Regions from separate parts of the Homo sapiens genome. Here region 2 is linked to region 1. The links are chromatin contacts, found by Hi-C or POLR2A ChIA-PET in ENCODE. All regions are on one chromosome and are shown on one strand. Each heading gives the region's core, a stretch centred on a gene start or an enhancer-like site at or near the end of the contact. The rest is flanking DNA. Distances are from core to core; before and after follow the strand shown. Region 1 holds the start of ZNF518A (zinc finger protein 518A). Region 2 holds the start of BLNK (B cell linker).

Region 1 (6,348 bases), core at 2,274-4,773:
AAAAAAATGGCCCTGAACAGAAATCCATTTGCTGGTGAAGTTCAGGGAAGAACACGGTTATTATGATAATTAAAGCAATACTGTAAGGTGGTATAGTCTATGTCAGCTATTTCAGCAGTTACATAAATAATCTTATTCCTAATTTACGGTCATACTTATGTGTATACTTACTGCATTTAGAGGAATTTTATGATACTGTGGTATCCAAGAATCTTAGCATTTCAAAGATCCCAGGACCTATCCAACACAAAGAGTAGGAGACATCTGTGTTTTGAGGGTAGAAAAAACATGTTTTTTTACATGGGTACAATATTTTCCACTACATTTCCAAAGCTTTCCTTATAATACCATAGATTTGTTGGCATATTTTTCCTCCTTTTTTGTCTACACCCAGACATTCACATGACTGTCTTCAAGAAACCAATCATAACACTATAGTGATTCCCAAGTCCCTTTCCTGATTCATAATGAAGATGCTATTAGTCATAATATAAACACATATCAGATAATTTTTCTTTAGGTACATTGCTTTGCACTTACTAGACCAAAACCACAATCTTCTGGCCATTCATATAGCTTTGAAACATCTATCTACCACCTTTATCTCCACTGTTCATTACCCAGAAGACTTTAATGCCACTTTTCTATTCAGAAGGATGATAGTTAAAGTTATATTTGGATTTCTAATAAAATGTTAAGTAATAAACTATGAAACCAAAAATTACTTTTTTTGCTTAGATTAAAATGAAAACTCATGTTTAAGTATTTTATTTTAGCCAAAAAATAAAATAAAACTATAACTTATATAACTTATGAAAACTCATGTATATGTAAAACTACAGGTTGAGTGTCTCTTATTTGAAATGCTTGGGAACAGAAGGGTTTCATTCTTTTTTTCTTTTTCTTTTTTAGGATTTTAGAGTATTTGCATTATACCAGTTGAGCATCTCAAATCCAAAAATTCAAAATCCAAAATGTTCCAAAGAGCATTTCCTTTGACCATCATGTCAGCACTCAAAAAATTTTGCATTCTGGATTTTTGGATTTGGGATACTTAACCTATATTTTACTTTATTTAGTCCAATATTAAAACATACCAACTTACTACTTAATAGACTATATACTCCAGTATTTCAATCTTTACCATACCTCTTTCTTCAGGAACAAAAGGCACACAATTTAACACTTGCACAATGTCACAATCAGGAACAGTGATCAAAAGAAGAGATGATATCTGGAAATGAAGACCAAGATTTTAAAACTTTTGACGACAAAAACTGTTCAATTACACTTCACATTCAACTTAGGTGTATAAAGAAATGTAAAAAAAAAAAAAAAAAACTAAGAAAAAACTTCTATACACTTAAGCATACATCATTGATGACCAGTGATAACATGTCACAAATTTGCAAAAGTCACAACCTAAAGCTTAGAATCAATCTAACTCAGTATCTTCATTTATTACAAGAAAAAGAAAATGAGCCTTGCCCAAAGTCACAAAACTAGAAATAATATCTGGATCCGGTTCCAATTCAGTTATCCTACCACCACAATACTAACCCTTAATACTCATTTCTGGTATCTAATATGCCATGAAAACTGCTCACCATGAGAAGCCAATACCCCATATAGAACTGAAATACTCACAGCCTACACACCTGGGACCAGATAATAAATAAAAATTTCAAGACGGTGTTAAAACCTTTTTGTTCTGCTAATAGCACTTTGCCACAAAACCTTCAGTAGCATACCTGAAGGAATGTGGGCAAGATTCAAGTCTCCTATCATTTAAAGAAAAAAAAAAAAAGTAGTATTAAGTGCTCTAAAGTATGCAATGTCACAATGCCTCAATGAGAACAATTCTAAACAACTATAAACAGAAAAGTAAACAACAAAAATACACTTAAAGGGCATTTAAAGCATATCCTGAAGTCAAATTATAGATCTAGGCTAAAGTATAGTCCCTCTGTAATATTTCAAAATATAGAAACTTCTGGGATTACAGCATACTATTACCAGAGAGACTAGAACAGAATCCGAAGTGTGACCATGGCAAAAAATTGAAGCATTTAAAAGTTCATACATTATCAATGCACACAGTGGGTGTTCATTGTGGTTACTGTCTTTTGTCCTTCCATAAAACCAGATATAAAACGTTTTATTTGGTAATTATACTTATTTTCACGCAACAAACAGGAAACATTTGGTTGTGTAACATACCTACATTTTATTCTCCCCTTTTGTTGGCAATTTTCTGTATCTAGGGATGATCTAATTTACAGTTTCTATGGCAAAAATCAACATCGTTTACTATGCTTACCTTCCCCAGGAAATCCCAACACCCTCAAAGTGTTAACAGAACGCAATGTCTCTTTATAAATTTCAGAAAAGACAATTTTGCTGAAAGATAGTGAATGCATTTCTATAAATTTGCAGTTAAACTCAAAAAATGTTAGGAAATTTCACTGAATCAATTTAAATGTTTTAAATTAAACCTGAGGATATCAACCTTAGAGTACACTCAAATCAGACCCCTTGCTGCAGAAAAAGCAATTCAACAATTACCAGTAACTAGATCTAACATGCACACTTTCAAGTTAATAGAATTCCTATCCTGACAGTTTGGTGTCTTCATGTTTTATCACTGCGACAACTGTACAAATTCCAACATTCTTATGAATTCCTTGAACATTGACTTATTTTATTTTTCTAGGGTTTTTTAGACGTTTGACAACATACTCAACAATGTTTGCACTAAAACAGCTCACATACACTACTTGCTCTCAAATTTAAACCTAAAAAGAAAACTGAGTCTTAACTGTTGTATTCTGAACTTTAAAGCTACATCTGTTTGATCGGTCCACTTAAGAGTTAAAACATTTTTCCTTATATACATTTCGCTCTATGTACTTTTCAATTACCACAGCCACCTAGGAAGAGACTGTCTACTTGACAAAGAGGACACCATGTAACGAATAGAGTCAAAATGAACCCTACATGTGAGAAAGCCAGTTACAAAGAAATCCAACTGCCACTGGGTGTGGTTAGGGTCTGCGGGGAAGAGCACCTTTGGCCAACTCTGGAGAAGAGCGAGCGCGTCAGGGAGCAGGGCATCTCTGCAAGAAATGGCCCCCAATGACCATACGCTGGGCCAGCAATAGGGACGCCGTCGAGTCGGGCCTGCGAACCTATAGCTCGAGGGGTGCGGTCTGCGGGGCGCCCTTGCTGTCTCCACCAACCACGAAACCCGCCGAGTGAGTGCTTCGAGCGCCGCGCGCCCAGCTTCGCCCCAAACACCGCGCCCGATCCGCCCCTTCCTCCGGGGTTCGGCTGCCCCGCGGGGAGCGCGGAGGCACACCGTCTCCTACTCCCACCCAGCTCCTAGAATGTAGGAGAGTGTAGAGTTCAAAAAGCCCGGAAGTAAAACAACCCCAGGTTAAGAAAGTAAGGGTAAGCTCTAGCAGTCGGCAAAAGCGCTCGGCAAAAAAACCCCGACTTCTCCAGAAAAACTTTGCGGCAAGTTAAGCGGAAGCGCTGAATGGCCGGGACTATTTAACTCGCGCTTCCTCTCACAAGAGGCGGATCCCTGGACCTGTTTGGGGGACCCTGACGGTCCACAAACTCGCCGTTTGCCTGCTGGGTGGCCCTCTAGAAGTTCTGACATCCTAAAAGGTCTGGGCAGTCCCGCTGACGGGGAATACCTGTCGTAGTACCCATTGCCTGCGAGTCCCTGATGGCGGCCATTACACTTCCATCCGGGTATTGCCGAAAAGCTGATCGCAGCGCTACCGGGAGCGCACGCTGCGGCGGAGGGATCTGCGCTTTACCTGAGACAAGCGGAAGAGAACGGAGGCCGGCAGGGTCCGCGCTCGGTCTGACGAGACTAGGCCATGGAGCTGGGTTCGCCGCTGACCTCTCCATCTAGCGCGCGGCCCCGGCGCCCACCAGTCCAGTGACCCACTACTACCTCTTTGCTCACCAGCAGCTGCTGATCTTACTGCCGGTGAAATGGCAGACAAACGTCTACTCTGTGCTCTTCAGAGTAGACACCAGGAGCAGGAACTGTATGCACTTCCCAAGCCCTTGCTGACTGGGAATGGTCTCCACCCTGAGATTTTAACCAGTTCCGGTTTAGCAAATGGCGCCTCCCCACCTCTGGCTTCTGGCACGCAGGTTTTAGCAACCATTGTAGCCCACGTCAACGAAAGAAGCTGCCGCCAGTAGTTCTAGAAGACATACTGAACTCCAAACCTGTATATATTGAATAATTGATCAAAAACTATCTTCACAATGAGGGAGGCTCACATCTCCCTCAAACGAATACTTCCTCTACCTGACAACAGGGCTGGACAGTTAATATGGTTGGCTTTACCCCAAAGGCCAGTGTGGCTCCTCTTCTGTTCTTTATAAATCCAACCTACTAATTGATACCTCACTTTCTACATAATTCTACATAAATTATCTTCCTTTTAAAATGTGGGGAGGGAATAAGTGGCGGCAAACGTTTAAGCAACAACAAAAAACCTTGGCGCAGAAGGATATACCAATAAATTGAAAGTGAAACTATGATCAGATTTTTCATTTTTTAATGTTCCGTGTTTTCTTAAGTAGCATGTATGACATTTATAATTTTTAAAAATTTTTTAAAATATGTGTATGATACATATTTTTCATTGTCTTAGGGCAGGCTTTTGAAAATGTCAGCCTGTAGCCAAATGCAAGATTTTCTCCATCCTTTAATAAAAAGCACACTGAGAAATCCTCACTTTGTCTTTAGGAAGCCTTCTTTATTATTGTGTTTACTGGGCTACACAATTCCACCTAGAAAAGGCGAATGAGCGGAAATTCACATTAGTCATATTTATGCTTGTGTAAAACACACAAGGAGAAATCTTCTGTAAATACCAAAGGGGATGCCATTATGGAATGAAGAACATGTTTACAAAGTGGATTTTATTCCGCATCGTACATCACCCATCTCTCTTCAGGTCCTCATTTCTGTGCAAGCCAGACATGCACACACATCACAGCAGAAAGAGAGAGAACGAGATTTTTCTTTTAATAACAAAAAACGATGTTAGTTTGGAAAAATGGACAGAGTTTTTTGTTCTGTGTTTTGATGTAGTTTTTGTTTTTTCGATTAAGATATTGCATCCCCCCCCACAGTATTCACATTATAACTTTATTTTTACTTCTACATATACATTCACCTACAAAACCTTGCAAACCTGCATTTATGTTATAGAAGAATTGGAGAAAGTTAAAATAAATTAAAATATTAGTCAGACTTACCTTATCTCTTCCCCTTTCTCTTCCACCATTCATATCACCTCTTCCACCATTCATATCACCTTTTTTTTCTTGCTAACCTCTATGTTCAAAACCTGAAAGGTTTCTCTTGATCTCCTTTCAGGTTTTGAACATATTGGTTAGCAAGAAAAAAAAAAGTGGAAGTGGGGTGGTGAGGGAGGAGAGGAGAGAGGAGAGTGAATCAAGAAGGAAGGGAAGATGATTAAAAGGGAGAAAAAGATACAAAGGGGAGAAGGCTAAATCATAGCTTAGGAAAGGATTCTGGAATACTTTTTTACTTGAGAAGGATAGTTATGGGGATAGGACATCTAGATTAATGCTTTAAATAGTTGATCCCTCTGAAGACCTTACTACTGCTTACTAGCTGACAGCATTTAACCTCTGAGCTTCTCAGAGCTGTGCAACATATAACTAACACGTTATATATTGTTTGATAGACTGAAGAGAGTACTCAACGCCATTGCACCAAGAGTGTAATGGAAATGATAAAAGTGATGATGGTGGTGATAGTAATGAAGTTTCCATCTTGATTGCAAACCTCTTTCTGCTTTTCAATATACAACTGATGCCAGGTGCAGTGGCTTGTGCCTATAATCCCAGCGATTCAGGAGGCTGAGGTGGAAGGATTAAAAAAAATATGCGTACGATTCATGGACTCTGTGTCATAAAGCAGCTCACTTTAAGACAGTGAAATTTTCTCCTAAAAATAATATATAAATGGAAATTCATTTCTCTCTAAGGATTCTCACCTGTAAATCATACTTAAATCAAACTTATATTTGTTCTTACAACAATGTAAACATACTTTTAAGACACAGATAAGTTGGTACATCATAAGCACTATGATAATAAAAGATTAAATGATATTAATTTGGATAGTAAGAGTCTCTAAAAATGTCTCTCTTCTTTTTGCTGATCTATGAACTCAAGCCCAGGTTCTCTACCCCCAACAATATAATCAAGTGCAATCAGAATTGGGAAAAAAAAAAAAAAAAAGAGATATGAAGAGCCTGGGTGATACAGCATAAAGTGGTTACA
Region 2 (6,348 bases), core at 2,862-5,361, 140 kb before region 1:
TTCAGTAAACATGGTGTTGTAGTTGTCATCCACAGATGCAAGGCAAAGAGCCCAAGAGAAACCAGGGCTGGTGGGGTCTCAACCCCAAGAAGCAGTACAATCCGTCTTCTTGTTCTCAAGTCTCATCATCTCACAGAGATGGTGGATCACCACCATCTGACTTAGGTTTAGGCATGCTATCTTGACTTTGCCCCATAATTCTAGACCAGATATTTTTTCTTTCTTTTTTTTTTTTTTTTTTTTTTGTTGTTATTACAACACAAGTTCAAAGATAGATCAGATCTTTTAAAATTTGTGTTAAATATATAATACCTACAATATGTATAAGATATAAAGAATAACAATAAAATGAACACTTATACCCACCATTCAACTTAAGAAATATACTACAATTGCTTGGAAGCCCTGCATGTCCCTTCGCTCCAATCCTGCTCCCTGGTGACTTATTCATTTTTCATTCCCTTGCTTGGTTTTACCATAGATGTACTTATCCTAAATAACATATTACTTAGTTTTACATGTCTTTAACCTTAATATAAAAGGGATCATACACTTCTTTAGCTTGCCTTTATTGCTCAAATTATTTTTGTTATTTATCCATACTGATGCAACTGGGGTTCACTCATTTTCACTGTTGAATAGTACTCCATTATGAAAATATGTCACAATTAATTTAGTTGTTCTCCAGTTGATGGACAACTGGGTTATTTCCAGGGCCATTTTTTTCCCCTATTAGAAATGGTGGCTGGGCTTGGTGGCTAGGTCGGACGTGGTGGCTCATGCCTATAATCCCAGCACTTTGGGAGGCTGAGGTGGGTGGATCACCTGAGGTCAGGAGTTCGAGACCAGCCTGACCAATATGGTGAAACCCCGTTTCTACTAAAAATACAAAACTTAGCCAGACATGGTGGCATGCAACTCTATTCCCAGCTACAGGGGGGCTGAGACAGGAGAATTGCTTGAACCTGGGAGGCGGAGGTTGCAGTGAGCCAAGATCGCACCATTGCACTCCAGCCTGAGCAACAGAGTGCGACTCCATCTTAAAAAAAAAAAAGAAGAAGAAGAAAAGAAAAGAAATGGTGCTTCAGTGAAAATTCTAGCACATGCTTTGATATACAGAGTTAGGAGTGCTCCGCAATATCTGTGATCCATGCTGGGTCATAGGTATGCATGCCATCAAATTTATTGGAAAATACCAAACTGTTTCCAAACCATTGCACCTTATACTTTTAGCAACAGTGTATAGGCACTCCAAATTTTCTTTAAGGTTGGGATTGTCAATTTCTCATCTGTGAATCTAGTGATTCATTAATTTCCATGTCCACTGTGCTATGTAGACCGACCTTAAAGGCTTATCATGGTATATCGTTCTGTGTGCGCTGTGGAACCACGTTGTGTGGTTTCATTCCTTTTATAAGTTACCAACTAAGGCTTGGTATCATCAGTTTCCATCTTTGCATTAACCTTTTTGGTAATCCAGTTATGGGGCCTGTCATTTGTATTTTGACTTTCATTTATGGTGCATTTGTCACATAAAAGTTTAAATTTATATGTATCTAGATTTACCACTGTTTTTCCTTTTTGTGTTTTGCTTAAAAAGGTTTTCCCCGGCCAGGTGTGGTGGCTCACATCTGTAATCCCAGCACTTTGGGAGGCCGAGGCGGGCGGATCACGAGGTCAGGAGATCGAGACCATCCTGGCTAACACGGTGAAACCTTGTCTCTACTAAAAAATACAAAAAATTAGCCAGGCATGGTGGCGGGTGCCTGTAGTCCCAGCTACTCAGGAAGCTGAGGCAGGAGAATGGTGTGAACTCAGGAGGCGGAGCTTGCAGTGAGTCAAGATCGTGCCACTGCACTCCAGCCTGGGTGACAGCAAGACTCCGTCTCAAAAAAAAAAAAAAAAAAAAAAAAAAAAAACAGGTTTTCCCCACTTCAAAATTAGAGTCAAATAATTTAAAATTTTCATTTAGTCATGGAGCAACTTAGAAGCCAAAGCAGTTGTGGCAGGCCTGGAACATTAGGCTGTCACACTGTATTTCACATGGGGTAAAATGTCCAGTCTGGAAACACAGTCTCTCATTTTCATCATGTTAGACTAAATACAGTAAAAAGAAGAAAGACCAGTGGCTGTAAAAAGAAAAAGCAGAAGTGTAACCTTTGCCTCTGGTCTTTTTCTCTGGGGAAATATGAAGTTGTCAGCCAGGTGTTGAGCAAAGTTGTTGGTGGAGAGAAAAGTCAAGTGACTTATGGGGTGCATTTTACAATAATTCAGAAAGAACGAGCTGACTATTATCATTTCATTCAGTGAAGCCTGAATTTCCTGATCTTTGATGACATTGTATGTGCCTTTACCATCCTAGTCTACTTGTTTCTTTCAGTTAGGAACTATGGGAGAGGAGGAGGCAGGGTCTAGAGCTCCTTCAGGATGCACTGCAAGAAAATTGAGCAGCCAGATTGGGGAAAATGAATGATGGCAGGAGACAAGCACTTGCATTTTTCTCATGCAACATTGTCTGCTCTCTTGCTGGCCTGGCCAAGTCAGTGTCCTGGCCAAGCAGAAGGGCCCCACCCTTCAACAGCTCTGAAGATTCTGCTCCTAAACATCTGGTCAAACCAGAAATTCATAGGCAGTGATGAATGTGAATAATCAAGGTTACCTGGAAAAAGACAGAACATCCATTTGTGCAAAGAAGAGGCACAGGAGGGAAGAAATCCATCCACGGTTTCCACCTCTACCACTGCCGCTGTTCCTTCTCCCCCTCCTCCTCTGTCTCCTCCTCCTCCGCTTCTTCTTCCTCCTCCTCCTCCGCTTCTTCCTCCTCCTCCTCCTCCTCTTCCTCCACCTCCTTCTCCTCTTCTGTCTTCTCCTCTTTCCCCACTGTCTTCAGCCAGATCTTGGGTCTGCAACAGGAGAGGTAACTGAGAGCTCTTTACTTTGTCCTGCTGTGTATTCTGACCCAGGAGAAGACTGGTTCCCTTGATAAATGTTGGAAACGTGTACTTTATTCCACAAGGGTGAGCAGGGCATTCTCAATGGCTGCAGAAAAGTGTGTCCAGGTACAAAAGGTCACTTCCCTCCCATTTTCTTCCTCCTTGACCCTGGACTGCGGGCTGCTCTTTAAACAACAGGTAAATCAGCATTTTTCAGATTAGGCAGAAGGAAATATAAAGTCTTCCAGGAGGGAAGTAGAGTTCTCTGAATAGGTTCAGCCCCTACAGGTATGGCTCCCTCCTCCCAGCCTCACCCCACCTGTCTGACCTTGAGATGGCCTCGTGTCTGGCGTGTCACTGGGTGTGATGAGCAAGTGGTGGACAGGACAGAAAGAGGCAAATGCAAGGAGGGGAATGGCATTCTGCTTTTAGGACTTCAGAATGGCCTGATGTAGGAATTGCATTGTTGTGAAACTGTTAGATTTGTTCTCATCTGACTTTTGGGTACATCCTGGTTTGTTTGAAAGCATCTGGCTATCGGCGAGGTAACTCCTGACTCTATCAGGCAATAAGGAGGCTGCACATCTGACGATAGAGTTCATCTCCCCTTTCCTGAGTCATCCATCCCTACCCCCAGATGAACAGAGAATTGCCCATCCCATTTTAAATAGAGCTCCAGAAAAAGAGATACTCTAATTCTCTGAGTAAACTGTTACCACCATGCCACTGACAACCTGATATTTATTTTTAAACGTATTGCCCGCATCGGGGGGTAGGAAAAAGCACAAAAATGCCATTTTTATATAATGGTTCTATAAGTAGAAAAAGCTTATCCATAACTTTATGCAAATAAGCAGAAAGTCTCCAAGAGAGGTTCAGATGGACTTGATTACTCTGCTTTTCCTTGAGCCCAGGAAGTTCCCAGTTATAGCATGCACCTGCTGGAAACAGACTATATGTGTTTGGGACAAACAGGAAGTAGTGACCAGCCAGAAACTTGTCCTAACCTGGTTACAAATCTGATTGTAAAAGAAAGCAGCTGGAAAGAAATTTGCCTGCCCAATAGGTTTCATTATTAAAGTTTACACAAAGTGGAGTAATCACCAAGCTGGCTGGCTATCCAGATCACATGATTATGTAGAAACATGAAACTTGACTATGTGCTCGGGCAAGTTTTACTTCTCCCTAGAGCAGGGGTGTTTGCCAGCAGCCTGCACTCTCAGAAATCAGACTTGAGTGGCCGGAACCCTTGAGACCAGAGGCTTACCATGCTGCTCCCTAGGAGGGCCAGGAACTGCTGACGTGACCACTGGACAGTTATTCGTGTCTCTTACAATTACCAAACAGAATGGACAAGCTTAATAAAATAACCGTCCCCGCCAGTCAGAAGTTGAGGTAAGATTTTCCCCACCCAATACCCTTCTTCATCTCCTTTTTTTCCCCCCAGTGCTCTTATGGCATCTCAGAAATACTGAAATCCTGGAATGCTTTGCTAGTTTCCAGTGGGTGGCACTTACTATAGGGAAGTGGACTGAGCTTTTAGGGAAAGCATTGGGTGGCACTTGCTATAGGGAAGTGAACTGAGTTCTTAAAGAAATGTGTAGGAACAAGAGAGACTTGCTTTAGCTGCCTCTTACAATAAAGTGTAAAGCTCTGGAAAGATAATAAAACAAATGCCAAGGGCTTAGATTCTACTGAAGGTCAACTTTTAGAATCTGAATGCAACCAACTTTTCTAAGGAAGGGTTTCTCTAAACTGAGTCCTCACCCATTTTATTGCAGGTTACTATTTAATTTTAAGGATAGCTGTAATCATTTGTTATTCATTGTTTTATTGTCTCATTTATTTTGTGGGTGTATATGACAAGTGTGTTTGGGGGGATTAGATCTGTCTTTCCAATGCCCTCATGTCAATGTAACAATATCCATAACAAGCCTCTCAAAAAGAATAAACCAGAAGCGGCCCCATGGGCGTGAGTCAAGGAGCTATGGAAAAGACAACTTCCCCAAATTTTGCTTTTGAAGGTCTTCTTTTTGTCTCATTGTAATGGCATCATGGCTTTCAGAGACTGGAACTTTTAAAGTTCTGGGAGTGCAGTTTTTTTTTCACATTTTTTAACAGTTTTTTTTTTTTATTATACTTTTAAGTTCTGGGGTACATGTGCAGAAGGTGCAGGTTTGTTACATAGGTATACACATCCCATGGTGGTTTGCTGCACCCATCGACCTGTCATCTACATTAGGTATTTCTCCTAATTCTCTCCCTCCCCTAGTCCCCCACCTTGACAGGCCCCGGTGTGTGATGTTCCCCTCTGTTCAGGGAGTGTTTTCTATTCTGACTACATATTAGAACTTAGCCAAATGTTCAGGGGGTGATGTGACACATGTAGCAGACAAGTAATCACAGATAACAATGAGCCAGAGAATTGAAGCTTTTGAGACAATATTTAAGAGAAAGTCTGGATTGGCAGAGGGACAACCCTTCACAGTAGAATACAGGTCTTATGCCTAGGAGGTGCTTGGTAAAAGGTAATGTGAAATGCATCAATGATCTGGGATCAGTAGGCAACATCAGCTGTGTTCAACCATTTCAAGAACATGCTGTTGAGTGCTGCTGTGTGATCAGCACTGACGGGACAAGAAGGCACCTCATTCTTGCCCTTGGTCTCAAATAGCTACACCCTCATGAGGGGCGGGGGTGATACAATGGAAGCTGTAAGCGACAGAAGGAATGTAAGAAGAGACTTAGAGTAGCAGGAGGAGGTTTCATAGAGAAGATACTTTTAAGAGGTAGGCTTTGAGAGGTGGGTAAAATTATAAAATACTGGAGAATTGGAGGAAACATGTTATGTGCTGGGAGGGAGGAAATACAGAGGCTGTCACTCAAAGCTTAACACAAGTACGGTCCATTTGTGGGATAGTGAGGAGAGTTTTCTGTCCAGCAGAAACTAAAGAGTAGGGAATGTGGGACCTGAAGGTCCTGGTATGATTGGACAAATAAGGTGGGTCCAGGTTGCAAAGGATGGTGAGTGCCCTGACCATAGGGAGTTGGAGAACAGGTTATGCTGTTAGCTGTTAGCAATGTCATGACAGTAGGCTTAAAGGAGCCTGGTAGGATGCGTTGGAGTGGGAGGGACACTGGAGGCAGGGATCTGGTGGGAGGGAGGAGCGCTTAAGTAACCCAAGCATCCAGGGTTGTAGGCCTGGACTTGGGACATGGCAGTGAGAAGGAAGAGGGAAAGAGAGGGCAGAAAGACATGGCAAAGAAACTAACTAGGCACCTTCCTCTGAATGAACAGGAGGATTCCAAATGTTTTTTTTTTTTTGTTTTCAGACATATTCCATAATGTAGAACTATACAGAAATGCATTCTCTTTCAGGGAATCCAGGTGGGAATTTAAGTAAAGGTGCTAGAA

What was found. A loop is a pair of places that touch in the nucleus more often than their neighbours do. ChIA-PET counts read pairs that join two places held with the same protein, here RNA polymerase II (POLR2A). Pooled maps may share reads with other maps.
Region 2: a loop to region 1 is called in a map with no recorded cell type, with 6 times the contacts of the local background. The contact joins the promoter of BLNK here to the promoter of ZNF518A in region 1. A Hi-C loop is called at or near these places in 1 of 168 maps with a recorded cell type or tissue (B cell), 7 of 37 single-sample maps with no recorded cell type and 6 of 50 pooled maps. POLR2A ChIA-PET finds 5 or more read pairs at or near these places in 11 of 52 experiments (Caco-2, H1, HepG2 and 7 more).

The regions. Positions count from the first base shown.
Region 1 is chr10:96,127,472-96,133,819 of GRCh38, reverse strand. ZNF518A (zinc finger protein 518A) reads right to left here and starts at 3,523. Exons shown (of 6, transcript NM_001330736.2): 1 at 3,068-3,523; 2 at 1,150-1,234; 3 at 172-237. LOC124902486 (a long non-coding RNA gene) reads left to right here. Exons shown (of 2, transcript XR_007062254.1): 2 at 1-4,765. RefSeq lists enhancers at 2,759-3,662, 3,471-4,110, 3,663-4,567.
Region 2 is chr10:96,269,332-96,275,679 of GRCh38, reverse strand. It overlaps BLNK (B cell linker), which reads left to right and starts at 4,111. Exons shown (of 17, transcript NM_013314.4): 1 at 4,111-4,328. The coding sequence starts at 4,282. RefSeq lists enhancers at 2,231-2,290, 2,421-2,470, 2,957-3,056, 5,166-5,215, 5,246-5,365.